7 separate regions of the Mus musculus genome follow, and regions 1, 2, 3, 4, 5 and 6 are each linked to region 7. A link is a loop called in an ENCODE intact Hi-C map of the cell type or tissue named here. Cell type or tissue: heart. All regions are shown on one strand.

Evidence for each region. A loop is a pair of places that touch in the nucleus more often than their neighbours do. Peaks named below come from ENCODE experiments on the same cell type or tissue, not always from the same donor. Only the 100,000 strongest peaks of a DNase experiment are listed, where the experiment ranks them.
Region 1: a loop joins it to region 7, with 10 times the contacts of the local background. A loop is called at or near these places in 4 of 42 quality-filtered maps.
Region 2: a loop joins it to region 7, with 2.3 times the contacts of the local background. A loop is called at or near these places in 9 of 42 quality-filtered maps.
Region 3: a loop joins it to region 7, with 2.9 times the contacts of the local background. A loop is called at or near these places in 4 of 42 quality-filtered maps.
Region 4: it touches region 7 in a loop (4-fold over the local background); 5 of 42 quality-filtered maps call a loop at or near these places.
Region 5: it touches region 7 in a loop (2.6-fold over the local background); 8 of 42 quality-filtered maps call a loop at or near these places.
Region 6: a loop joins it to region 7, with 3 times the contacts of the local background. A loop is called at or near these places in 6 of 42 quality-filtered maps.

Annotation. Positions count from the first base shown.
Region 1 is chr2:45,512,768-45,516,767 of GRCm38, forward strand. No RefSeq gene overlaps it. Among named protein-coding and RNA genes, the nearest start is that of Gm30792, 23 kb to the right of the region's middle. In heart, no CTCF peak of the experiment used is centred here; a DNase peak (open chromatin) is centred at 2,274.
Region 2 is chr2:45,245,092-45,249,091 of GRCm38, forward strand. It overlaps Vis1. Among named protein-coding and RNA genes, the nearest start is that of Gm28643, 110 kb to the left of the region's middle. In heart, no CTCF peak of the experiment used is centred here; a DNase peak (open chromatin) is centred at 1,730; H3K27ac peaks cover 336 bases.
Region 3 is chr2:45,578,891-45,582,890 of GRCm38, forward strand. It overlaps Gm30848 (a long non-coding RNA gene), which reads left to right. Exons shown (of 3, transcript XR_374345.3): 2 at 124-191; 3 at 2,293-4,000. Among named protein-coding and RNA genes, the nearest start is that of Gm30848, 8.2 kb to the left of the region's middle. In heart, a CTCF peak has its summit at 2,348; a DNase peak (open chromatin) is centred at 2,461.
Region 4 is chr2:45,595,057-45,599,056 of GRCm38, forward strand. No RefSeq gene overlaps it. Among named protein-coding and RNA genes, the nearest start is that of Gm30848, 24 kb to the left of the region's middle. In heart, no CTCF peak of the experiment used is centred here; no DNase peak of the experiment used is centred here.
Region 5 is chr2:45,234,495-45,238,494 of GRCm38, forward strand. No RefSeq gene overlaps it. Among named protein-coding and RNA genes, the nearest start is that of Gm28643, 100 kb to the left of the region's middle. In heart, no CTCF peak of the experiment used is centred here; a DNase peak (open chromatin) is centred at 2,007.
Region 6 is chr2:45,280,879-45,284,878 of GRCm38, forward strand. It overlaps Vis1. Among named protein-coding and RNA genes, the nearest start is that of Gm13479, 110 kb to the right of the region's middle. In heart, no CTCF peak of the experiment used is centred here; no DNase peak of the experiment used is centred here.
Region 7 is chr2:45,116,018-45,120,017 of GRCm38, forward strand. It overlaps a transcript of Zeb2 not described here. Among named protein-coding and RNA genes, the nearest start is that of Zeb2, 4.7 kb to the left of the region's middle. In heart, a CTCF peak has its summit at 1,750; DNase peaks (open chromatin) are centred at 274, 714 and 1,324; H3K4me3 peaks cover 1,879 bases; H3K27ac peaks cover 1,758 bases.

The DNA.
Region 1 (4,000 bases), 400 kb after region 7:
GATAATAACAAATGTATTGTGATTCTTTAAAAGTAGAAATCAAAAGCTTTCTTACCTATGTCACTTTGTCCCAAGACTTTTTTATAAATGGAGTTCAAAATTGTAGCCTGTTAGGTATGAAGCCTTCCTGCTTTATAGACTGGGGGTTTAATTTAATTATCTGCTTAGTGACACACAGGCTTTGTTAAAAAAAAAACAACTTTGTGAGAGCTCAAATTTAGATAGAGACTTCTGGATCTTGTTGGTCTCAAGGGATGATGATTCAGATTCACTGTGAGATGGTTCAGGCTAAGGATGAAGCCCAGATCTCCATAGAAGGCAGTGGCCAAACCAGCTAACTAACACACTGACCACAGTTCAGCACTGTGGGAATTTCAAAATCAATGCTTAAAAGAATTAAATACATTCTCCTCTATTTTTCACTCATTCCTGTTCTATCTTAACTCCTCACATTCTTCTTTAGGGCCTGACTTGACAAATCCCCAAATGACAAAGATTAAGAGGGTACCTGTGTTAATTATGAAGTAGCAGAGCTGGAGATCGATGCAGGCAGTTTAGAAGTGACTCCCACATCCTCAGTTCTGTGTCTCCCTGTGTCTGTAACTTGGGAGAGTTTCTTTCCATCCGTAAACGTCATAACATTTGGTCTCACTTGTGTGGTGACCGTGAAGCTGGAACTTGTCCTCCAAATAAGGCAAACTGAAAAACGTGCTTAGCTTATAGATGAGCACACCCTTTGTTCAGTGGCCCTTATGGATGGAGTTCTAGGTTACAGTCATAGGAAGTGCATCACATATATGCAATACATCCAACACTTAATGACCTACTTTTGTAAATTATGGATTGGTTCAAATATGTACTATTTAGTGAATAAAAACTATTTGTTTTATGATAGTGAATTTATAGGATTGCATACTTCAGTGCCAATGTGGAAAACTCTAAATCAACTGGTTTGTTTGTTTGTTTGTTTGTTTATTTAGTATCATAATACAGTATTTAAAGATGACCCACTTTGCTTTAAAAGTGTATAAGCTCTAAGGCATCTCAGTGTACTTGGGACTGTGTTACCTGTTCTTCTCTTCAAATTACTGTCTGCATGATTGTCACTGTCTCCCGGTTCCACAAAGAACTCCTTGATGACATTTATCAGCCTCCGTTTTTAGACATGATTTCATTAAAAGCCATTCTCCTATAGTCGTTGTGCTCTCTCTGTTTAATGTGGTCTGTAGAGTTCATCAGATGTATGTGTTAATGGCATCAGCTGGGTTCAGGTTTCACTATAGCTGAACCTCTCTATTGTTAATCACTTAGCTAACATATGTCAATATCATAGTATGGAATGACACTCTCTGCAGCTCCTTTATATTCCTGTCACTGCCCTTTCTGAAAGATTAGAAAAGTATCGATTATCATTGTTAATTCAGAAGTGGTGGGTATGTGTTGGCTTCCCCTCACTAGAATACAACAGCACTCAACTTGGGTTAGAACCTTTCAACTTGCTCAGCCTTTTTTAGTGATTTTTTCTTCAGTCCTTCCTTTTCTCTCTTCGTTTGCTACTTTCACATGCAAAAACCAGGGGCTTGCAATTCCAAAAGAGGAGAGATGTTTATATCTTTCTACTTCAAGTCACATCCAACATTTCTCATCTTGAAGTGGCACAGCTAGGAGTAATCTTTGTTTGCTTTCTGCAGTGTTATCGCTCCCTGGGGACACACAGGGAGTCTAAGACTGGGTGGGAAAATGTTGTAGATTTGTACAGGATGTATATTGCACTTTAGAATTTTTGGCATACTGAGATAATTTTGATCCTCATATCTTATATTTGGTGTCCTTTGATAGCTTAGAGTTGAATAAAGTCTCTCTCTCTCTCTCTCTCTCTCTCTCTCTCTCTCTCTCTCTCTCTCTCATTCTTACTCTGTCCTCTTTAAGTCTGATGTCATTGTAAACAGAAAGATGAGGGCCTAATATTGAAGGGCTGCTAGCTTCAGGGTGAGTGGTGGGCTCAGCAGAGTGTGATGGTAGAGAGTCATTCCACTTCAAGGAGGATACTGCCCAATTTTTTAAACTTAATAGGATTAGTCATGGGAACTATTTTTAGCAGAAGTTCAACTTTATCCATGTATTTTAATGTGGGAAAATTGTGTCCTTTTCCCTCTGCTAATGTTTGATGTATTCCAGCCCTCCTGTGAGTGTGTTTGAGTATCTTAGGGGATCTGGAGTGGAGGAGAACTTCCTCTCAGATTCTCTCTGTTTTCTTTCGGGAAAATGACATTCCAAAGCTGTTTCACTTTCTGACAGGAAGTGGAGCCTTGCCAAAAATGATTAAAGTCCAAGAAAACATAACAGCCCCAAAGCTGCCGCAGTTCTTTAGGAGCCCAAGTTTGACATTGTGTCAAACAAACATGAAATATTGTTTAATAAATTTGAATAATACAGAGATAGGGGAAAATCATTCTTGGCTTATAGCAGTAGTGCTTTGTATTGAGTATGTAAAAGACTACCTACTCCTAACAAATTGAAATTAATACGTGAATACTCTTGTGTAAAGTTATCCCAGCTTGTGACTTCCTCTGTTATACTAGTTATCTATAAGAGGGAAAAAAAACTTGTCTGAATTATGTGTAAGTTCAAACAATTATGCATAGTGTTCAGGGAAATAACTCTGATAGTGCAATCCACCCCTCTCGTAGTACATAGTTTTCAAGAAAATATAAAAGGTACACAGTGGATTCATTGATAAATTCATTTATAACAAAAGAGTTTTATTAAAAGGGGTTAGATAATAACTTAAACTTAAGTTGATATTTGGAAAAATAAACCACCAAAACTTTATACAATTTCACTATATTCCCACCCAAGATAATTATGACCTTCCTCTATCAAATAAAGCTAAAAAAGAAAAAAAAACCCATAAACTTCTCTTATTAAAAAACTAACACCTCTTTTTTTTTAAAAAAAAAAAAGGAAAAGTTTAAAATACTGGACTTAAAACACACCTGAAAACTTAATCCTTATATTAAAAATTCTTATTTCTGTTATCTTTGATGTTACTATTCCAGGTGTATATTTGAAATATATGTTTTAATGAAAACTATTCAGTAATTTCTGTACTCACAGACACTCAACAAATCCCACAATTCATGATCACTATTTAGACATGTTAAATTGATTAGAGAAGTCATTCACTGTCATTGGGTACCATTTGTCACTTCATAAACAGCTGCAGTGTGCTGCCTCCAAATGCAGAAGGACCAACAAATAAATCACATCAAATGGTGGGAGTAGATGCTATCCTTTCATCTATAATTGGTATAGCCCTTTTCTGTCACATTTGCTCATTCTTATGATTCTAGTGTGGATTGACAGACAGGGAAAGGGCAGCCTCTGTCAAAGATGTTCAGAGAGTGTGTGTTCGGGTGATGTACCTGCTAATAGATATCCATCATAATATTACATTAATGTCACCATGCATCAAACATACAACTTACCCATCTAGGTATCTGATGTTAGACCCATAAGGATCTGTTCCCACAGGAAATAAGCTCTTAGCTTTGACAGGAAATTGATAGATGTCAAAGCAAAAACATGATTTACAGATACAAAGGAAAATAAGTGTACATTGCACATACCATTCCAGTGTGTGTAACTATAAAATTAGAAAGTTTAATTTCAGACACTATAATAAATATATATAGAATGGGATTTTTTTGCTAATTTCAATATACAATTCATTTTTAAGCAATTTTTTTCTTTTCTTATTAAACTAAAAGTAGCCACTGTTACAATTAATGCTTGGTATTATGTCCTAGATTAAGACTTTAATGAAAATCTGCTTTCTTGGAGGTCAAAACTCTTTCACCCTGCAATATCTATGTGTTTTTAGTGCATGTGTTCATGTATATATGCATACCACCATACACAGAGGCTTCTGTATATATTATGCAATAGAGTCATACCAACATTAAAAATTAACATAAATTAATGAAGACAATATACTTTC
Region 2 (4,000 bases), 130 kb after region 7:
GAGGAAAGGGGGGGGGAGCGCAAAGTACACACCCTTTAGTAGGTGTCGCCTAGGCCCCTTAGGGACTGGTATTCAGATTTAACTCCAGTGGCTGGCTTGGTTTGGTAGGACACATTTAGAAGTCAGCCAATGGCTGACAGGTACAGAAGGCCAGTGACTTTGCCTGAAGTACACTTAATATGGGGCATGATTTTGTGGTCTAGGGCTTAAGGGTGGACTCTAGCCTGCTCTCGTTCAGTTTTCTTCCCTTCCTGGCCCCCTCGTCTTTTGAGAACAGTCTCTTCATAGATCATCCCAACAAGAATTCTTATCTCTGGGTCAGTTTCTGGGAAGCTCGCCAAGATATATACCTTTAAAATAATGAACAGGATAATCTTAGAATTATTTGACCACATCTTCAATATACACTAAATGGTCAGTTTTGAGGTGGGCATCAATAGAAGAATGCACTTGAGTTAGGGGGGGAAAACCCTAAAAAATAACAATGGCAAAAATTAATTTGTGTGTGTGCTCTTGGTGTCTCGTAAAAAGAGGAAGTAGTTTTTAAGGAGTTGCAAATGTATAAAATGCTACTGGCCTGGAGAAATTCCAGTGAATGAGATCTGCTTGTCTGTAGTACTTATCTTGGGATTTTTTTTTTACATTGACCAAAGTAGTTTCTGTCACATGATCAAAGCTAATCTCAGGACAGTTCAGACAAACAAGGATAATTATAAGCTCCATCTTCTACATATAAAGACTGTTATTTTCCACCACCAAAGACTGTTTTAGATGTATTAAACCACTTGTTTTCTGTGAGCAGAGACCTGGTCCCAAAGTGTTGTTCAAACCTAGGTCTCTATGCAAAATAAAAGGTCAACTTTACAACTAATTGGAGATACATCTACACCTTTTTCATAGGTTGCTCTTCAGATTCAATCCTGTTTAGCATTACATTGGAAATTCATCTACTAATCTGGAGTTAACTTCAGTCAAAGTTGTTTTTATATTAAATATACACATTAATCATGCCCTATTGTGTAAGGAAATTATTCTGGAATCTAGCAGTTAGAACTGACAAATCGTTATTGTCCCAGAGTTTGTGTGGCTAAGGACTGAGTGGTGGTGGAGGTGCTTCTATTTTAGGGACTTGCACAAGGTCGAAGCAAAAGTGTTATCCACAGCTGCAGTCAGTCTCCTTTGCAAGCTCAGCAGAGTGAGGACTGGCTTTTACCTCCGCCAAGGTGGTTCAGGGCTCAGCTTCTTGGGTGTTCTTGCAGGGCAGCCTGGCGGGCTCCATTTCCTCCCTGGCTAGTGGCCAGTGACATCCCTCAGTTCCTTGTCATGTAGCACTTTTCATGGTGTAGTTCACAAGATGGCAGCTGGCATTCCTTAGAGTGAGCAAGTGACAGAAAGCAAGAAAGGATGGGCCTCAGAGAAGGCAGAGCATTTTCGTAACTGAATCTTGGAAATGACACCCCATCAATTTTTTTTTTTTTTGCTGTATTTTCTCAGTTAGAAATGAGTCACTAGACCTGGCCCATGCCCACGTTCAACGAGTGGATTATACATGGACAGTGTGGCAGGAGCCTTTTTAGAGGCTGCCTACCACAATGTGTCACTTGGCTTCCTCATCTATGAGGACCAGCGACTTGATCCAACCACTGTTTTCTCTTTAAGGAAGCACTGGATATTTTCAATATGTTAATTTCATGGGTTTAGGCATATGTGCTGCAGTTTAGTGCTCTTCTTTCTCGCTTGTTCTCCCTGCCACCCACTCTCCAATTTCTCTTCTCCTTTTGCCTGTCCTTGCTTGCTTCCTCTGCCCTCGTGCTTCAAGCTCTACTCACTTCTCTTTCAGGCTCCCTGATTTGCCCTCTCCTCCTTTCTCATGCTCTCCTGGTCACTGTCTTTAAAGAATGTGAATTGTGTATATCTGTTCGTACTACCATGGCCCTTGCTGTTCTCCCATCTGCTCCTAGGGACCATGGCCAACCAGCAATTTTAGATTCTGCCTTTTAAGTTTCTAAAGAAAGTGATCCAATTCAACTATTGGGTTTGGTGGTGTTTTTTTTTTCTTCTTCTTCAAGTTCCTTTAGGAGGATGACACCATAATGATGTGAGAGGAAAAAAAAATTAATAGAACACTGAGGAATCCCAATTTAGAGGGTCAGTAGAAGGTGGAGGATTTGCACTTGCTACTTTTCCAAGCATAATGTCAGATAGGAGGTTTAACTACTGTCTTTTCTTGTGAATTCTGTTAATTAATAAAAATGATATAGAACAAAGACATATCCCAGGGTGGTGATGATAATACTATAGCTGGTAGTTGATGGTAACATTGGTGTGTCCTGCGATGGTAGTTATAATGATTTTGTTGGTGATGTAGGTGAGGGTATATTGTTACTCACTAGCTTGACAGTGTTCAGTCCTTGAGACAAACTTCATCTGTCTCCAGTGTATAGCCTCACTTGAATGGATGCATGTAGACTAAAGAAGATGTAAGCAAACTGGACTGATAGGCTAGTTCAGTCACTAAAGATGTGGAGAAATATTTTTTTTCTTAAAGCTGATATGACTTTTAGAAAAACTAGTTAGTAGTAGTATTATTTCTATTTTCAGCCATAGAAGAAACACTCAAAGAAAGCAGACTACTTTTATCTACTAGGGAAAAAGAGCTTATTTTACATGTAGGGTTGATAAATAGTAGTTATCGACAATTGAGAGTGATTCCAAAGCTTGAATTTATCTGTCTGTTTGACTCTTTGTCTGTCTATCTATATTTGCATCTTGGGGGCAAAGACGTGATTAGAATGCTCAACTTTCCATGCCTACAAAACTAGTTGGCACCTATCTACTGATTTCAATGCAGGACTTACAGTCAGCAGACATCAAACAAGTAGCATTCGGATCACTTGAAGAATAGTTGTTTAGTGAGTTACAATGAATGAAGTCTTTAATGAGTGCTGGCATCAAATTCTGGCCTCATTTGTTCCTTGCCATGCCCTGTTCTGCATCTGGGATGCCCCAGGCACTCTTTTTGAGGACACTTGACCTACCAGTCATATTTCAGAAACTACAGATTTGGTCTTTGCTGATTGAGTTTAGACTCTGAGGAGTTTGAGTTGCTGGATTACATATAGGCTAATGACCCATCCAATGCTAAAGGCAAAAGCTTAAAGTGCACTAGTAAATTAAGCCATGGCATTTTCAGAAAGGAAAAATTTATTATGTCGTTGAACTTGATTCAATAAGCTTTACTTCTTTAGATATACTGCACTACAGAAAAAGTAAGAAATGAATTTTTAACAAGTGTTACCATTTTTCCTCCACTGTTCCAGGTAAAGGATACTCACAGAAAGTTAAGAGGCAGACATTTCATTGGGATTAAAAGAAAGCCATTAAAATGATAAATAGTGAAAACTGGCTATGACTACCCAGCCAGGCATTCACTTTGAAGTTCTGAGAGTATGTGCTTCAGTTAGTAAACATAGGAAAACTAGGTTTGCTTAATTTGATGGTACCTTGGGTGAAGTTTTCAGAGCTTGGCATACAATTTCAGAAGCTCATTGACACAAAGATGTCAGCAGCAATTGTTGTTGATGTTCAGAGTTTAATGTGAAATGTAGGGTGTAAAAAGAATAGAAATCACAGTGGAAGTTTTCTGCATCATCCAGAAATGACTGTGACATGAAGAATATTCTCTTAACTTGGAGATAACTGCAAAACAGGAAAGAATTGATATTCAAGCTACATATAGCTCATGGTTACTTTATAGAACAGATCAAATGTTTATAAATCAGCCAGACATACATGGTTTAATATACATCTGTAATCAAAGCGCTCCAAAGACAGAAACAGTGGGACAGAGTATGGGAGGCCAGTTTCAAAGAAAGAAAAACAGCAAGCAAATGTTTTTGAGCATTATTTTATGTAGAACTGAAGAAATCATCGAGTCTACCATTTGTCATTTAACAATCATCTCAGGTGTCCGAAAATGAACTGCAGAAGCAAATGGTTA
Region 3 (4,000 bases), 460 kb after region 7:
GTAAGTTTTATTGCAATCTCAATTCTAGATTATTGAGATGTGTTTGTATATTTATACTATATTGGCAAATGCTATCTCTCTTCCATTTTCATGTTACTTTATCTTTCTGTCTCCCTCTCTCAGCATCAACTACTACATCTTCAAAAACTGAGCAAATCTGAAGAACTACAATATATGTTTCTATGTATCAGGTGAGCAATATCTCAATGAGCAATAATCAAATGGCTATAGTTCCTTTTATATGAGATGAATTTAACTTTTATAGTCTTTGCAGAATACAACAAAGTGATAGAAGAATTGAAAGAGGTGGGGAGAAATAGACAATAGCAAATCAATGCCCCTTGGTTTCAATTCTTGCTGTGTTCCTACTTTTCATGTTGATTTGGACATTTAGTCAAGCTGAGTGTATATCTTGTTTTTAAGATTTGTTTTCATATTTTTAATGTAGTTCTCAAGAATCCAAGCTGCTTAATATAATGTATAAACATAGACAAAATGCTTCTTTTCATACTGTTGTAAAAACTCACTTTTACTAGTATTACTGAGACACTTTAAAAAAATTTCAAGGGCAATTTTGACTTCAAATTATTTTTATGCTACAAATAAGATGTGAAAATTTCAGCAAGACATAACTATACCATGACTGAACAACAGCAGCAAATCCCTACTTTAAATGTGAGTATGTAATATGTAATTTCACATGGAAATCAGAATGTATTTTTATTGTTTATTAATCTCCTAAGCCAGTAACTTTCTCACAAAATAGTTGTTATTGAAATCTGACTTATTACCTTGGATAATTTTTGTTAGCTGCTAGCGACTTTTTTCTTATATTTGTGGACAGAATTTTTTTTTTTCTTAAGCCACTTAACTTCTGCTGTTTTCCTGAGTCCTTTAATGAATGAATAGATATTCTCATAGACTTTCAGTATTTCAGTATGGAAGTGCGGGCAGGGTGAAAGAGACAAAATTGGAGGCCTTTCATTAAAAGAAAAAAAAATAAAAAGAAAAAAAGAAGAAACAAAAACAAAACAAAAACAAAAACAAAACAAAAAAAAATCCTTATCAGGCTTTTCAGGCCCCATGATAGAACAGTAGGAAAAATTAAAAATACCTATCATATCCTAGTCTATTATCAAGAGAGTCTATTTTATATGTGCTGTCTAGTGTAAGCAGGGAAGTCCTAGAAGCAATGGGGAACATACAAATTACTCCCTATTCAAGCTGGAGTTTCAAGGACCGTTTATAAGGCACCCATGCCTGTCTTCATGCCTGCTGCCTGATTTATGTGTCCTTTTATAGTGCTCCGGGCAATTTAAATATACAGCCAGAGTTGAGGACAAATGAACCTTAGTCCATCTGGATGAGGTGTGGAGCCTTGGTTTACTGGGTGTTCACCGAGGCTCGTCTTCCCAAACAGTGGAACCTACTAGACTCTTCCCTTTGCTCTGACTGTGGAAACAGTCAAGGAAGTCGGAAGAATTAATGATTATTTTATTAATACTAATATTATTATTATTGTTAAGCTGTAGGAGCAGCTAGCACATTCTAACCCTGAGGCTCTTTCTCTACTTCTTACCATTAGGCTTTAGAATTCTTACAAGTCATTTAAAGAAGGAAAGATCGTACACCGGGAACCTGTCCCTAAACTTTACCTCCAGTGTTTATTTAGTTTATTTAGTTATTAATTTTCTGGGTCCAGTTGCATTATTAGTTTAGGTAAAAGTGAATACATTTTGTGGTACCTATGAATAGATAATTCAAATAATTTAGGTAATTAACTAGAGTTACCCCTTCAAAGTCAGCCTGGCGATAATATCATTAAAGGTACACAGGTAACTGGAAGCTGGAGTTTTCAGCATTGCACTTCTTGGGCTGGGTAATTGCCTCTTTCCCCATCCTGTCTTTCTAATTTGCTATGCAAACAAAACCAAAACAAACCAAAAAATAAAATGAAAAGAACAAAAAGCAACTTCTTGGCTTGATTTTTTTTTTGTCAATGTATGTATCAATACTTAAAAGACAGAACTGTTAAGGTGATAGCAATTCAAGATAGGACAGTGCAATTCAAAACACACCAAAAAGATAACAGATTTAGTGAAATTGACATATGTTAGTGATTATGCAATCATTCATTTCCCACAGATTTCTTTTTATAGGAAACTTTGGAAAATCCCAGAAGAACTGACCGAGTCACTTAAACCACAACAGGTTTCTTTCAACATCAAAACCATGAGTAGGAGTGGGAGAGGAATAATTTAGCTTTTTCTTTCTTTTTTTTTTTTTCTTAAGGACAAGGACAGCCTGGTTCTGACTGTGCAAAGCTGCGGCTTTGCCTCCAGTGGATGCCTTTGGAGCAGCAGATCTGACTTCCTCCTCCAACCAAGGAGTCCTAAAAACATCCAAGCAAAGGAAGCATATTTTCCCCATGACATGAGAAAGGGCCACAGAGATCTAAATGAAAACGGACATTTCACCCGAGTGACTGTTTGTATCTCACCTTGGCTGTGTGCCTAATTCAACAGGCACTTAGGTGGCTGAAGAGGGAATTTTTCGTTACCATGAATCCAGCCCCGGGTTGGACAGAGAGCCTTTTGACAGCAGGCCGAGTTCCTTGTGCTCGCTGGCAAAATGACCACATTTCTCTTCCAGTTGTTGTAGGGGTTTGAAAAAATCCCTCACTTCCTGGCAAAAGTTTTCTTTCTCCAGGAGATAAAGGCAAGGCTTCTTCCGCCTACCCATAGAATACTTCTATCACCTCAGAAACAGTTTTCAGCAAGGCAGGGTTGCTTGAACACTCATGTTAGCTCTCCACGGACTCTCGACAGCTGGCTGATGACCAAAGAGTCTCAGGGAAGTACTCCCTTCTCTGATTGTCCATGTCAGTGGGAGTCTGCGGGCTGTCATCAGAAAGTTCATCTTACATGTATGACTATGGGGCCTGTGTGTGTTCAAATATATATGTCTGAGGTATGGGCAGAGTGCCTAGTTTGAAGCTTTTATGCATACTCAAGAACCATGACTGAGAAGGCCAGAGCAGAATGAAGGTAACACTCACTCTTTTGTTGCTCCCTAGGAAGTACCATGACTTCTTTGGTGATGGGAGTCTAGTGTAGCAATATAGACATACCACTGCCTTATTCAGAAATAGACAACACAACTTACCCTGGTGGCAAAATGAATCAACACAATCCTTCTCAGTGACATTTTAGCAAAGTAAGTTGAGAACTTTAAAATGCCATATCTCTACTTTGGAATTGTTTTTAAGTTTAAACAACACAAAATACAGTGTAGACACTGTAGTTTAAAATAGGATGTCCTGGTGAGTTTTGTTCAACTGGACACGAATCAGAGTCATTTGGGAAGAGCAAAACTCAGTTGAGAAAATGCCCACAGCAGATTGGTCTGTAGGACATTTGTTTGGATGGTGATTATTGTAGAAGGGCCCATCCGCTTATGGGCAGTGCTACCTCACCTGGACAGGTGGTCCTGGGAATATAAGAAAGCAGGCTGAGCAAGCCTTGGGGAGTAAGTGTAAGCCATGTTCTTCTAAGGCTTCTGTTTCAGTTTCTAGCTTCAGGTATCTGCTGCTAATGAAGGTGCAATACCAGAGTAGAAGCCTTGAAGGGGTCATCAAGAGAAGCTGAGAAGTGTTAGAGCCAGTGAACTGAGCCCAGTAGAGGCTATGTGTGAAGGTACAGTCCAGGTACAACAGAGACCCCTGCAATTTGGAGATGGCAGTAGCATGGGACAATGTTCAAACCTGCAGCAGGTGTGAAGGGTGGTTGGCCTGAGCCTATGAGAGAAGCTGTGTGTGCTGTCCATGGCAGAGCCAGAGTGCTGGATCAGCAGATCTGAGACCAAGAAGTCTGTCACTGAGGTATCCACTGTTGGTCTTTAGCTTTGCTCTGTTTTGAATGTAACTCTGCCCTGGTGCTTTCCTCTTGAAATGAAAAAGTATGTAACTTATCTTTGATTTTTACCTGAGCTTATTGTGGAG
Region 4 (4,000 bases), 480 kb after region 7:
TACCCACAAAACCTATATACACATATACACACAAATGTGCACACATACATTCGTACACACACACACACACACACACACACACACACACACACACACATTTTGTTGTTTTAGGGCAAATTTGGCTCCTCTTCCTGAAGAGTAATATATCCACCATTATTTACTACTGTTATAAGCAGGGCATTGTTGCCTGGAATAAAGACAGAGATGATTAGTGATAGACTTAATCTTTGATACATTTATTTTTTCTGTCACTTCAAATGATGCCTTTCTTTTTAAAATAGATGTGTTGTTAAAAATAACCTTCACTGGGCTTAGAAGATAGCCCAGCTAATAAAATCTTCGAAAAACAAACATAAGGGACTTACTTTGATCCCCAGAACACATGTAAAAAAAAATCCAGATGTGGTGGCATGCACCTGTAAGGTCATTATAGTGGAGTCACAGATAGGCAGTTCCTGGGAGCTTGCTATCCAGGTAATCCTGGACTACCCAGGGAGTTACAAGCCAAGAGATCCTTTATTAAAAAAATGAAGGAAGGAAGAAAGGAAGGAAGGAAGGAAGGAAGGAAGGAAGGAAGGAAGGAAGGAAGGAAGGAAGGAAGGAAGGAAGGAAGGAAGAAGAGAAAGATGGGAAGAAAGAAAGAAAGACAGACAGACAGACAGAAAGAAAGAAGAAAAGAAAGAAAGAAAGAAAGAAAGAAAGAAAGAAAGAAAGAAAGAAAGAAAGAAAGAAAGAAAGAAAGAAAGAAAACAAGGAAGAAAACAAGGAAGAAAATAGTGGAGGAACTATGCCATGCCCAGAGAGATGAGGAGTCTGCACGACCAACTGTATCCCTGGAACAACCTAAAATAGGCAGGTCCTATAGGAGGATGCCTTTAAAAAGTTGATTCCCGAAATTGGAATGAAGGATGTCATCATAGCAGAGCCCTGCCCGTGGGGGAGAATGATGACACATGAGGGTAGTGATAAGAAAAAGTGAGGCTGTAACAAAGAACATGGCATTATTTAACAGGGCCAGCCTGCAGCAAGGAACAGCATCTGCTGTGTGCCCTGCTGGGGGGAGAGTAGAGGGCAGTTGGACTGCCCCCCAGTTTGGAAGCACAACGGCCCTGTCTAAGGAATGAACCTCAGGGTGTCCTGCATCAGGCGTGGGGTGGTATGTAGCAGACTAGAGCTCCCTAGGATCCCGCCTTCCTCACATCGGCCTCAAGATCACCCTGACTCTGGACAACGGCAGGATATCCACATCAAGTCTCAGTGATGATTCAGTATTTATGGTCCTTCAGAAACTCGGAACCCTGAACCAGACCCCTGACTCCTTGCAATGAGCATTTGCTTATATAGCCGTTTGGGCAAAGAACGTACTGTGTGACATACTGCAGTTTGAAATGCCACTTTGGGAAACAGTGGCTTATATGCAGGGCAGAGTGGTGGAACTGGAGGTGCAATGGCAATGACAGGTGGGGAAGCCCGTGGTGCACAGGGGAACATACTATTGCTGAGTAGGGAGTGGGGGGGGGGGGCGGTGTGGCATGTAGAGACCGGAGCTAGTGCAGGTTGTGCTGTCAAGCATACTGCCCAGGCGCACAATCCCTCTACTTTGAACAATGACAAGATGTCTGAGATGAAGAATGATTCATTTTCTCGATTGGACTTCCTGGAAAGACACACACTGTCAATGTTGCCCCGGAGACCATGATAATATCTGTGGTCCTTGGTATAGCCAGGGATCCTTCCGGTGTTTGCTGCCACCCCACGCTGTGTTGCTGTCCAAGGTCCATATATTAAGCCAGTGGGGCAGGCTACCACCAGAGGCCAGGAGGACACCTATAGTCTGTGCTATGCTGATGTCTGTGGTCTATGCTGCGTCCATGTTGATATCTGTGGCCTGGGCTGCCTAGGAGGGCCATTATGGTGTCCTTGGTCCTGTTCCAGCTGACGACTGTGCCAATGTCCATAGTTAGTACTATCACTGGAGCCCATGTTGAGGTCCACAGTCTGCACTGCTCCCAGGAGCCATATATATTTCTGTGATCCAAGCTGTCGCCAGAGACCATGAAATCCATGATTCATGCTCTGATTGTAAAAGGCAAAGAAGCTTCTTTTTCAGTGGTATAGATGGCTGCAGACTCACAGTTGAGAATAAGAGGCATGGAAACCTTCTGTGATAACTTCTTATCATCCCCTACTGCTCCAAGAAAACAATGTAGAAAGGAAGCCATTGAAAATAACTCTTAAAATTATGATAGGAACCCTCTTCACAGTTGATGATTCTAGCAGAGGTGGCATGCAGAAGGACTTTGTTTTCTATAGGGGCCTGGCCACTGGGAGTTTGACCATGCTCTAGTGAGTATTTAGTCCAACACAGAATGGACGACGACTTTTTCTTCTTCTTCTTGTTCTTCTTCTTGTTCTTCTTGTTCTTCTTCTTCCTCCTCTTCCTCCTCTTCCTCTTCCTCCTCTTCCTCTTCCTCCTCTTCCTCTTCTTCCTCTTCTTCCTCTTCTTCCTCTTCCTCCTCTTTCCTGTTATTCTTGATCTCTGTCTTGTTCTCCTCCTCCTCCTCCTCCTCCTCCTCCTCCTCCTCCTCCTCCTCCTCCTCCTCCTCCTCCTCCTCCTCCTCCTCCTCCTCTTCTTCTTCTTCTTCTTCTTCTTCTTCTTCTTCTTCTTCTTCTTCTTCTTCTTCTTCTTCTTCTTCTTTGCTAGGAGAAGGTTTCAAAAATATGTGCTGGGGGATGTACTTAGGATGAATGGAAGTAAGTGTAATCATGATGTATTTTGTGAAATTTACAAATAATTAAAACAAACACTATGTTGAAAAGGAGAAATGAGGTAGAACCTGAGGAACACTATCCATGGTTGATATATGACTTCCATACCCATGTGTACATGCATCTATCTCTTGCACACATACACAAAATATCCATTTACCTTTGGTACATTAAGAGAAAAAACCTGAAAGCTACTAGTACCTACTATATGGCATACATCAAGGAAATAGTTATTTAGCTCACATATTTATAATGTATCATTAATCGTTTTCTCCATGCAACTATTGAAGCTCTGGGCCTAAAACTTGCCTAGGGCAGCTTAATAGGTTAATAGAAAACTGGATATGTGAAAGACTTTTGTACTTGATTTGAAAAGTCATTCAAGGCAGTGGGAATGATCATTCAGTGGTTTAAAGAACCTGGCTACTCTTTCAGAAGACCCAGGTTCTATTCTAAGCAGTTTATATAATAACTATATGAAAGATCACAACTTGAGGGAATTTGATACTCTCTTCTTGTCTTCTCAGACATCAGACATGTATGTGGTGCACAGACATATAAACAGGAATAACACTCAATCACTTATGATATAATTGTTAAAAATTCAAAACTTCTTCCCTGCTAAACACACACACACACACACACACACACACGAGAGAGAGAGAGAGAGAGAGAGAGAGAGAGAGAGAGAGAGAGAGAGAGAGATTGATTAAGAACAAAGGAGAGGCCAGGCGTGGTGGCGCACACTTGGGAGGCAGAGGCAGGTGGATTTCTGAGTTCAAGGCCAGCCTGGTCTACAAAGTGAGTTCCAGGACAGCCAGGACTATACAGAGAAACCCAGTCTCAAAAAACCAAAGGAAAAAATAAGAACAAAGGAGAGGAGAGAGAGAGAGAGAGAGAGAGAGAGAGAGAGAGAGAGAGAGATTAAGAACAAAGGAGAGGCCAGGCGTGGTGGCGCACACTTGGGAGGCAGAGGCAGGTGGATTTCTGAGTTCAAGGCCAGCCTGGTCTACAAAGTGAGTTCCAGGACAGCCAGGACTATACAGAGAAACCCAGTCTCAAAAAACCAAAGGAAAAAATAAGAACAAAGGAGAGGAGAGAGAGAGAGAGAGAGAGAGAGAGAGAGAGAGAGAGAGAGAGAGAGAGAGAGAGAGAGAGATCAATTAATAGATACAGAGAGTCAGAGATAGACAGAGACAGAGAAAGACTTATGATGGCGGATTTCTGAGAC
Region 5 (4,000 bases), 120 kb after region 7:
TTTCTTTCTAGGTACCAAATATAGAGCAGCCTTACTATAGACAGAGCTACCCTCATACAGTTCAGACACATTATTGCAGTGTATCGTGAAGGAATAAACTTCACTGTTTGTACATCAATCAGGCAGATAATTTTACCCAAAGTTATTCTGAAGGCAAAATAAAAGTGTTGTTGGCTTTGGTACTGTTATTCTAGCAACCGTAAGCTGTTTACGGAATCTGCTGCAAGGCTAAGACAAGAGTAGCAAGGGCCCCATCACCATTAGGAGCAGAACTGAACTTAAAACTCAGTCTTTTGGAACTGGGGTCTTTGATTTCTCTCTTCACTCACTGGTTGTACTGTGTATCCTTTACTGCGTAGGTGACGGTATGGGTATAGCCTCTTCACGTCCACATTCTTTCCTTTGGTTCAATTGGGCCAGTTGTCTGGGGAGCAAGTCTGTGTGCTGAGGGAATGAGTTCTGCTTCACGAATGATTTGGGGAATTTGGGTGCCAAGCTAGACATCAAACATGGATATGCCTGTGGCACGGGTTGAGGGCGAGGCCTGAGGACATGGTTTGTGTTGGAGTCTCGCTGTGTTCTGCATGACTCATTTAGACTCAGCAGCACAGCCATGACCCATCTGCACACACCCAGGACCAGGTTCATCCTGGGGTTTTACCTCCGTAGCCCTTGCAGCTCTCACTGTCAAAAGCACAGTGCTGATTTTGGCCTTCTCGCTGGGAGATCATGAAGGAGAATTAAAGAACAGATGGTCCTAACACCCAGCTTCTGTCTTCCTGGGAAGATGGTTACAGAAGTCCTGGTTTCTGACGGACGCTGGATGGATCTTTCCTTTCTCTTTCCCGTCCTTCAGGAAAGGGGTGGGTTTTGGAGTCAGCTAAGCCCTATTCTAGCTCTGAGTAATGCATTTACCAACTCTAAGATGTGGGCAACTCTCTTGTTATTCTTGGACTCGTTACTTCGTGGAAAGCTATAAAACTTAGAGCACGAGATGGGAGCACTTATGGCAGGCTAACACAGAAACCTTAACACTATCTTCAACAGTCACTTAGCCAATTGCTCCAGCTTAAAGATGGCAGATGCAAGGGTGCCCATTAAGAATGATAATTTTAGTAATTCTTATATCTATTTAGTGTCAAGTAGGAGGGAAAGAGGGCCTACAATGTAGGCTAGAACGTTTTCCCAAACAAGACTTTTAAAAACTATGAGTAAAATCTCAAAAACTATTAGGCTGGATCTAAAAAAAAAAAGGTCTGAAGGAAGAGGGTATCAAAGACTGAGGGAGAAAGCACACCCATCATTTTCAGGATGGGAGAAATCACGGGGATACGGTGTTTCCCGCTCTTATACTGAACTATCCACTCCTATTGTCCCCCCCAGACCTTTCAAGTTTCTTGAGTTTTGCTCCTGCCTGGGCCTGGAGGTTTTTCATTTAAATGCTGTCCTGCTTGGTAGGGCCAGAGGAGGTAGCTTTAAGGAATAGGACTGTGTTGCTTAGAAATGTATGGTGTTGAAGACACACTGAAGAGAATGAAGGATAAAACCATAACCCTGAGGGCACGCCTGTTCTTGGAGAGGGAAATGTAAGTTGGGGTGTAATCTTGGGGGTCACAGGTCTATCACTTGGACTCAGTATGTCTGACAAGTTCCCCTCATTTTGGGAGCCTAACCTACCTGATAAATAAGGGGCCCAAACCCAATGGTCTCTGGGGCCTCATTTAAGTTTGCCTGACCTGGGCTTGGCTTTTCTAAGTAAACAATAAATAAACCCACGGTTGCGAAGCAGAAGAGTGTCCTTGCTCATCACTGTAAATGCCCACGATGTCAAAATGCAGGACGGTAAAAAGCGAAGTTGAAAAATGAGGAAGGGGTGTGCCAGGGCGTAATCTAAGCTGTTTTGAAGGGTGTGCACTTTTTAGGTTGCTGAAGTTCAGAGTTGGAAAACATGTCCTCTGCGAACTTATTTCCGCATCGCCTCAGCAACATTTGGTTTGATACATGAAGCACGCACAGCTTGCATGGCCCGAGTTATCGCGTTGTCCTGATAGAGAACCACCTTGGATGATTCTTCTCCTTGTGTGGGCTCAAGAAAGAAAGAATCCCTGACCAAAGTGCCAAGAGTCTACAGAGGAGGAGGAAGAGAAAGACCAGTGACTTTAAGACTTGTAGTTATATTAATAATAGTAATAGATTTTTATTAAATTTATTATTGAAATGTATATGTAGTGAAGTATATAGTGAATCTCTAAGGGCTCACTAGCAAAAGGAAACTATGAATATGTGGACAACTTCTGCCTCAAACTTACAGTCAATCAATTGGGTGTGAGTATGATTCCTGTTGGGGTTTAAAAAAAATACCCTCACACAACTCTGTCTGTTAACACTTCCAAAGTGCATCTCTGAAAATAAGAAAGATGTAAAGTGTAAGCAAAGTAGTGACAGGCCTAACCCCTCCCCCAATCCCTTCGTGCTGTACAGTAGAAGGTCAAGGCTTGGCTTTCTTGACTTAACACACGTATCTCCCACAATTTGTTTCAATCTCGATCCTAATAAGGCCCATGGATAACTTGGTGACTGTGGGTCTCAAGTCTTTTAATCTATACATTCCCATTTATATTTCTTTCCTTAACAGCTATTTGGCGAAGAAAGTGGGTCATTTTTTTTCCTGTGAATTTTCTGATTCTAATGATTAGGTTTCTGTGCCATATTTCAGTTGCTTCCATTTCTTGAAAATTGATACCTAAGGCATGGTTTGATTCAAGTTAAAAGATTTTCTTTATGATATATAATAATCATTATATTAACAATATATAATTTTTATGCCTTATAAATACAAAAATGTATCTCTATCAGGAGGCAAATAATGCTCAATTGTCTCTCTTTTTGTGATATTTGTAGCTGTTTTTAATCATTGTCCAGATCTCTTAATTCATTAGAGTTTGTAATATATTAATTCTATTAATATAATCCCTTTTTAACCTTGTAGCTGAAATATTTCTATTACAGGAAACTTCTAGTGTTTGATTACCCAGAGGGAGTTTATGTTCATTGCTATTTGTATAAAAAACTCCAGAAAATTACTGGATTTAACTATTTATTTGCGAGCATGCAGCCAGTAAATTGTGTGTGCATTTGAAAATGATACCATTTTGAACTTCTGGGTTTAGAAATATGTGGAATATCATATGAACTCACAGAGACTTTGGTATCCTGCACAGGACCTGCACAGGTCTGTACCAGATAGGCTCCCTGAGCTGAAAAGAGAAGTAGACATAAGTCCTCATCCCTAACCCAGAAAATCTCTCTAACAGAAGCCATTTGCAAATGGCATCAGGTTTTTATCCTAGGGAGTCTCCCTAGGGAACCTGCTTTTAAAGGAAGGTAGGCCCCGTGCCCAGCCGTAGATGGCAAACACAACACAAACTCAATGACATGTTTGGAGGTTCTTTCTCTCATAATGTTAAGTCAGGGATTTTTGTTTGTTTGGTTTTACCTTACAGGTCCTTTGTGTATATGTTATGGCTTCTGGTTTTGTGTTTTTTATAGGATTCCTGTGCGCGTGAATGTGTGTGTTTCTGGCTCTATATGCATTTCTTGTGCTTTTTCTTTGGTCTTTTTCTTGTTTGTTTTATCCTATTCTGATGTTTTAAAAAAAATCTTATTTCGTTTTATTACTATTCCTTAGATGCCTGTTCACTTTCTAATGAGAGACAGAAAGGGCGTGGAGCCAGGTGGGGGGAGATGCCATAATCAGAATATATTGCATGAAAAAAAATCTAATTTTTAATAACAAAAGACATGTGGGACTTGGATGCTCCAGTCAGAGTGATTTATACGTTTGTGTCTAGACTCTGTCCTGTTACACAGAGCACGTCTTCCTTCTCTCCCAAGACTAAATCTCTGCCACTTTTGGCTCTTGGGGAACCTCTTCTGTGGGCATGTGCTCTGACTCTTTCTGACGAGGGCAGATTAATCTCCACTTATTCCGTTTTCAGTT
Region 6 (4,000 bases), 160 kb after region 7:
TTTTGAGGCCAGGCACAATCATAACACAAACAGGCCACCTGGAAACTTTAGCACATATGTAAAAGTGTGGCCCTGGTCTGTGGCCATTGCATGCTTGGCAGGAGCAGGGAGAGGTAAATGAGAGTAAGCACTGTTGACCAGGAAGACTCTGGCAGACCTGTGCAGCCCGAGGCAGCCCTGCTGGAAACCATGCTGGATCCGAAAGTGTGATATAGGAAGGCTATCATCAGCATAATAGATGAGATAAAATTTGTTTTTCTGTTTTATCATGAGATTCTCACAGAATACATTAGGAACACACAAGCAATGCATTCCATCCGAGAGAGAGAGAGAGAGAGAGAGAGAGAGAGAGAGAGAGAGAGAGAGAGAGGTCACTCCAACAATAAAGTTAAGTATTGAGCTGGTTTGTTCCTGCCTTTGCCATCCTCCACCTCATGTCTTTTCTTCTTCTCTTCCTCTGGTTTTCTGCCTTTATTTTTGTCTTGGATTGCCCCTTTTTTAAAGGATAAATTGTGATCAATGTCTCGCAGTTTTGAGTGAAAAAATATTTCACGGTAGGCACTGGAAATGTTCTTCGGTGTAGAGTTACTGCCTAGCAAGCATGAAATTTAGCTTCAATCATAGTGCTCACACACATGCATACACATGTGCGAGAATGCATACACACTTATGTGCACATGCATGCATACGCAAGGAGAAGTTTAGACTCTTACAGCTACTGCAGTGGCAGAAGTTAGGGCTCCTTTTCCACTCTCAGCAATTGTGAGATTTTCTGAATATTGTGTAAGGCTGAATAGTATCACTGTGTAGCTTTTTTAGTTTTTTCATTGTGAACATATGAGCTACTCCCCCTGCCCCCTAGGAAAATCATATTTCAAGTACACCGACTTACTAAGACACCAGTCTTCTTGTCTTCATTTGCATGTAATATTTACAAACCTTAATTAGTCTCCACCTTGTTACTGTGCAAACTCTTAGGATCACTTAGATATAGCTTTGTGAATAGCTTCATTTGTTCATTTATTAGAAATATATAATTTACTCATTAAGCTACAAATATTTAAATGACCCCGACTTGGCTTTCAAAGAGCATTTCACCTCTTTTCCTTGATTTTATATGTATAGTTTTCATAATAGTATATAGCTAAAAGTAGGAAAAATATAGACTGGTATCTTCTTGGTAAAATCATTTGAAGTGATGTAATGGTCAAATGCAAAGGAAGGCACCATTTTAATGCTGTACTGAAGACACTCCTGGTATTCAGGACATTTGTACCTAAAGATACCTGGTATTAAATACTCAGAAAAACTGTCGAAATTAGATTTATGACCTCAAGGACTTTTCTTTGTTTCGATAAATGTAGTATTAGACTGTTTACAAAACGTTCTCAAAAGTTTTCTTATGAATGTAATAGGGAGTCTGTTGCTACAATGTCCCATGACTAAGCCATGACTTAGTTGGTTGAAGACATTCATAAAAGGATACGAAGAAAAGCAGAAAATGAGAGCCAGCCTCAGTGAAGCCACTTAAAAACACCACAGTTCTGGTAGTTTGAACATATCCAATGGCTGCTTTGAGTGTCAACTCAGCAAATCTGTGCCCCGAAAGATCAAGTTGGGGTGTGTAGGTAATGACACAGATCCCTATATTTAGGATCCCGGGAGCTCTGAGAGATACAGTCACTTATTGGGCATTTGCATTTCTATCTGACTGCCCACAGGTAACAGTGGCAAACAGACTTCCATCCTGGTACCTGTTTGCAGCATTTTTTTTTTTTTTGATTCAATATACACATGAATTTGGATTGCAGTTTTCTGATCTGGGTGTCTTCTATCTATTTTAAGGGCATACATACATCTCCATGTGTATGTGTTTACAGGGCTCTCGGGTTTAGAATGTTAAGCTTTATGTATTTAATTAATTCATTAATTAATTTCTCCTATGCTATGGTTGTTACAGAGCACAAATTATTTGTGTGTGTTAATTAGAGTGTAATTTTAAATTAATTAAATTTGTGGATTCAAAATATTAAAAGTCCATGTCCTTTTTTCCTTCTTAAAGTTTTGAAGTAGATAGCACAGTTTATTAAAGAATGAGATATAAGATAATATCATATATGCATATGTAGATATCTATATAAATAACTTAATGGAGAATCGTAAGGTTAAAAGTATCTCATTTTTCAGGGAAAATGTCACCAATATTCATTAGGTTCTTTAGGCACAGAAGGTCACATTCATGCATGTCCTACTGGCTAACTCAAACAAAAATAGTCTCTGAGGCAGAGACCTGCAGCGCTGGTGCCAACTTCCACAACATAACCAAGAATTTCTTTATTTAGAACGTCCCATGTGTTATTTTTTAATCTCTGGAATCTCAGGGATTTTCCCATCCCTCTACATGCTTGATACATTCCTGGGCATGGCAACCCCTGTTGGACTCCTGAAACTTTGCTGTTTTATTTTTAAAATGTGGCCAGTGACTATTTCTGTGACAAAGGGTGAGATTCCCAACGCTGCATCACAACATATCCGAAGCTACATCGTGGGCTACAGAAACCAACTCAGTGAGCCGCCAAGGCGTCCCTTAAGGAACCTTTGATAGTAAAGATTAAAACCTCGAGATCTGTGTGAGCCTGGGGTGGGGGAAGAATTGTGTGGCAACCTTGCTAAGTGCTTGGTATCTCTACCATTCTGAGACCACCGTTCATCTTTGCCCAAGAAAGCATACATATTTAATCTTTTAACTTCAAGTTTTAGTAGATACAGAAGGCTTGAAGGTTGGTAATCCATTTGCTTTCCACACAAGTAATGGCAATGTAGGTCTTGAGCCAGACTGTGATAATCTCTAAGGCAGTTATCCTAACCACATAGGCCTTTTGGATTGTATATGGGGAACTATTAATATATACTTGAACATTTTATCCTATTTCCACATTGTGTTTATGATGTAAACACATCACAGTCTTTACAATAATGCACAATGCACAACTCAGAGAACTCCTTTTCACTCATGAATATCTGAGTCTGAGATTCACACAAACTGTACTTTTGTTTGACTCCAAAATGTGGGTGCCAAATGAATCTACTGCACTAGGCTTATGAACACTACTGCAACTGTGCAGCCACAATTTCTCTACTGGGAGAATTGTTTCAGCAGATAAACCATCTGGCTTGAAACACAGCCTTCTTTGAAAATATTCCCCATTATGTTAGCTCTGAAACAATGTGTACAACTATGTTCCAGTGGAGGACATGGTTAACAGAAATTCAATGTCAAACAATCTCTTCTCTGTAATCTCTGGTAAATGTTAAAAAGAGGTAATCAAAATGCACGATTTTAATTCTTTAAAGAATCATTGTGAGTGTGTCTGTCCTAAGACGAGGAAAATTTGGGAAAATATTTAATAAAAATATAAAACGATGGTGTCTAATATAGTGACCTTTTCTACATACATGTACATACATGTAGATTGTGGTTACTTTTGTTGCGAGTATCATGCAAGTTCTCAGTAATGATCCGTGCTCTTTCATTTCCTTTTTGCCAAGTATTTTCAAACATGAGTTGCTTTTATATTGTTGGAATATTCTTGAAAACTTATTACTAAAGATTCTGATGTGAAATTGGGTGACTCTGGGTGCTTGAGGGCTAACTAATATAAATTTGATAGAATAGTTTAAACCAATACAGTATTACTATTACATAAACAAACAAGTTTGGATAAAAAAATGAGAAATGGTCTGTTTATACATTGGCAGCATTTAGAATGATACTCCAAAGGACACTTGATGAAGTTATAAGAAAAATCGTCAAAACAAGTGAGTTTTTCTGAGTCTGTGAGACAAAAACATATCTGTGTGAGGAGGAGCAGGGCATTTGGGCCCTCGGGGGCATCAGCCCATTACTAAAAAGAAGTGAACTAGGGGACAAGTCCTGGGAACCAACACTGTACAGAATGGAGAAGGCTGCAGACAGCAGAGCTACTCAAGTCCTTGATGA
Region 7 (4,000 bases):
CTGTTTTCCCGTTAATAATCCACTTCGAGATTAGCGCAGGCGAAGGGGATTAAAACAACAGATACATGCAAATGTGAAATAATATTGACATCGACATTGGAGGGGAAATAATTCTTGAGGCTTTCCTTGGATAAAGTCAACTGCTCCTCTTAGGACTCCCCCCCCAAGCCCCCCACCCCCGGCAGGGTGAGGAGGACACCCTTTTGTTTTCCAATTCCCGGCAGCCAGACCCGGAGCCTGTCCCCCCATTCACCTCTCAGTCTGTCAATTTCCTTAACTTTCACAGCCGCTCCCCACCCCCACTCCTGCTGGCCCAGAGGCCCGAAGAGGTTCTTTTCTGCCCTTGAACACACAAGCCGAAGAAAGAATTCGAATTTGGCCACAGCTAATGATTTTTTTTTTTTTTTAAAGCAAATTGTGTTTATTTTGTACCATGTGGAGGGGAAAAAAAAAAAGGATTCTTTTCTGGTTTAGAAATGGAGCTGGTCTTTCATCTAAAGGAATTGTTTCAATCCTGTAGTGCTATGCAGGACGTGGCTAACCTAACTTCGTTTAGAGTTGCGAGCAAAGGCTGATGATACCCGGGACCCCTGGATTAGGTGTGTGAGGGCACGGCGGGGTCTAGGCAAAGCCAAACGGTTTTCTCACGTGCAAACTCGCAATCCAATCCATTCGGAGTTGAGCCTAGGATAGGAGGGGAAAGCCTATTTAAAAAAAAAAAATCGGGAGCATCTCAGAGAAGCCCTTTTCAAACAAAACTAAAACAGGACCGGAGAGCCCGCGACCGTCCCTCACCTCCCCGCTGCGAGGCCCGCGGGCTGTGGAATCTCGCACGTCACCTGGCCCCAGCGGGGCGGCCAGCTGAGGATTTTATTTTCCTATTTTATTTGAAGTAAAGGCTTCATCTCGGCTTTGGGGGTGTTTGCCAACGTCTCTACTGACAGGAACCAGCAAACTTCAGGACTCAAATGAGCATCTTAATTTATTGATGCAAAGCAGGTCTGCTCACAGATCCCCCATCCCCGGCGCTCTCCCCCCCACCCCCCCACCCCCGCGAACTTCGCTCCCTCTGTCGGTCCCGGAGCACGTGGGGGGGGGGGGAATCGGCGGCCCGCACCCCCCTGCAACACCCGACCCCGCCCTGGTACCGCGCGACCCCCGCCCCGCTCCCGGTCAGCTGACCTGGCTCGCCGGCCTGCTCCCCGCCCGCCGCCCTGTTTCCGGTCCCCCGGGTCCGCGAGCCCCGCTCCGCGAGGAAGCCGCGGCGGCCGGGAGGTGATGCAGGGGGCTGATTATCATGAGAAAGGCTGTGCCTGGAAAAGCCTCCTCCACGCGACTGTCAGTCTCACAAAAGGGGGGTGGTGGTGGTGGTGGAAGAAAAGGGGCTCTGGAGGAGTCACCAGAAAACTTGCAGCAAGTTAGATGCGACGCAGGCCCGAGGAGGTGGCTTTCGCCTTAACTTGGAAGGCTGGGCATTAAGGGTGCGGACGCCAACAGCCTCGCCTGGGGATTGGAAACCCAAATCTCCCTCCTCCCTTTCCTCTTGCCCTCCTTTCAGCCCTCCCTGCCCTTTATCCAGATTTTCTTGCAATTCTGTCGTAATTGCATTTTCTACATTCTCGTTTCTTTCTATATTTCTTTTGCAATCTCATTTCCCCCCAATTTACCTTCTTTGTAAAAAAATTTTTGGTGCCTACTTTATACGTCCAGATTTATCAGTTCGTTTTCAAAACAATGTTTAAAATGCAATTAATCTACCAGCAGGAGGTCAGGGACACCCTGACTAAAATAACTCCTGGGTCTTAAGAGACAAGTTCGCCAGGTGTCAGGAAAAAGTAAAATAATAATGAAAATAAATGAGTATCTCAATGACTATAACAGCTTATTACTCTCTATTATTATATCAGCTCTCACAGATTTTTTTTAAAAAAGATATAATCTTTCTGGAAAAAATACGAAAGTATTTGACAACGAGAATCAGTATAATTAAGGCAATATGCAAATTGTTCGTACTTATAAATAAATTATTTTAATCATGCTTATCAGACTTTAGAAATAATAGTAGGTAAATTCAAGAAACAAACTGGGTTTTCTTCTCATGATTATTAGAAAGTGGAAAAAAAAACCCAACAAAACAAAACAAAACCAAAACCTCCCAAAGCTGTCTGTCTGCCCCCCCCCCCCCCCAACATCGACTGATCAATTCAGGGAGAAGCAGCCTGTTGTGCATTCTGTTTAATTGCTGAGCAGCAGATCCACACCTTGGGTTTGCTGCTTGCTTTCCTGGCCAGGTTGCTGTCCATTTCCTAGCAGGTGAGTGAACGTGAGAAGTCCGATGCCACAGATTGGCTACACTTACACTTTTCCTGATGATGATAATTACTGCTCTTTCCTACACTTGTAACACATTTGTAGCTCTCCTATTAAAAATCAGAGCTTGCTCTTGTTTACAATTTGTTTACTTTACTGAATTTTTAAAACTTGTTACAAGTCAATTGAACATGTACATTAAGCCCCTTTTTTAGGCCAAGAAAAATAAAGATGCATTAGAAAGATGCCTTTTAAGCTTCATAATTATTAATTGACATTTTATGATGAATAATTAATCATCTGAATAATTTTGGTATCTCTGATCTGAACACATATTTGCATATCTAATGCTTGATTTTTAAAAATGTGTCTTTTAAAGATTCATTCTTTCAGGACAAAGAAATAAAGTGATATTTTAAAATGTAAAATTTTCTGCACTTGTAAAAGTTTGTTATGCTATTATATTCTTTCTAGAGATCCATAAAACTTTTTAACAATTTGTAAAACATTTATGTAGCAAGCACATTGAAACACATGGCAGCTGTACAATTAGGAAAACGATCTCTATGTGAAATCAAGTAACCGTTCTTCCTAAATTCACATACGTGCACTAATTATGCACCATATATCCTTACTGAAATGTGGTCATTGAACTTCTTGGTTGATTTACTATAGCATAAGCAGGCATATGAGGCATTTGACAAACAACTCAAGTTTGATATTTAGATAAGTTTTCATTTTTTAGTTATTAATGCGTAGGATGGTTGAAGTTATTTAAAAATGATTAAGCAAGTCTGTCCATTCTATTTTTATGATGCTGAAGTTCAAATGTCTATGTAATTATTCTTTTCATGATCGCAAGCAATCTACTCTAAACTTGTTTATTTCCAGTGGGTACACTAACGGCACCTATCCCTCAGAATTAACTGAAGTAAAGCATGAAGCTTTGCTGTGTTGTAGTTTATTATAATGAACCTTTGGACAAACAGTATTGAACATCCAGGCCAGATAAAGCTAGTACCAAGTAGTTTCGAATGTGGTAGGATTTATCATTACTTATGATTTTTCTAGGATTGTCCAAAGGATGCCTAGCCACCAACGTACAAATAAATGGAGCATTTTCTTTCTGCTAATTCAGCAGTTAATTTATTATATTCAATGTGGTCCTAATTTGGTTATAAATATCAGATTCCTTTGAAAAGGAATTTAGCCCAAATGTCTGAATGTGAAGTTTCCTGTGTTCTGTAATCACATACTGTCTTTGAGTTTAAAGGTTAAATGTGCAAAAGCCCAGAAGCGATCTTAAGTAAGAGTCAAGAGTAAAAGGAGACAAACTCACAGATTTGGAGACAAGGAGTTTGGCTGTCACAGTGCTTTGCTTTGAGACCACTCAGAATGATAACCAACATTCCCGTCGGTTATTGTGGCCCGAGCTTTAGATTTGCTCCAGCATCTACAGTGGGGACGAAAGTCAGTTTATAAACTGGAAAATGAATTCCCCTACTCTCTTAAATGTCCACAAGGCCAGAGTTTCTTTTTGATGCAAAGCTGAAAAATCAGTGCAATTGCGGGATGGGAAGTCCTTCAATATTTAGTCAGAACACTAAAGGCTTTTTGTTGTCTTTTAAGACCTTTAGGAGCATTTATAATTATTTATCATTCTTAAAGGGTCCTTTAATTGTCTGCTTTC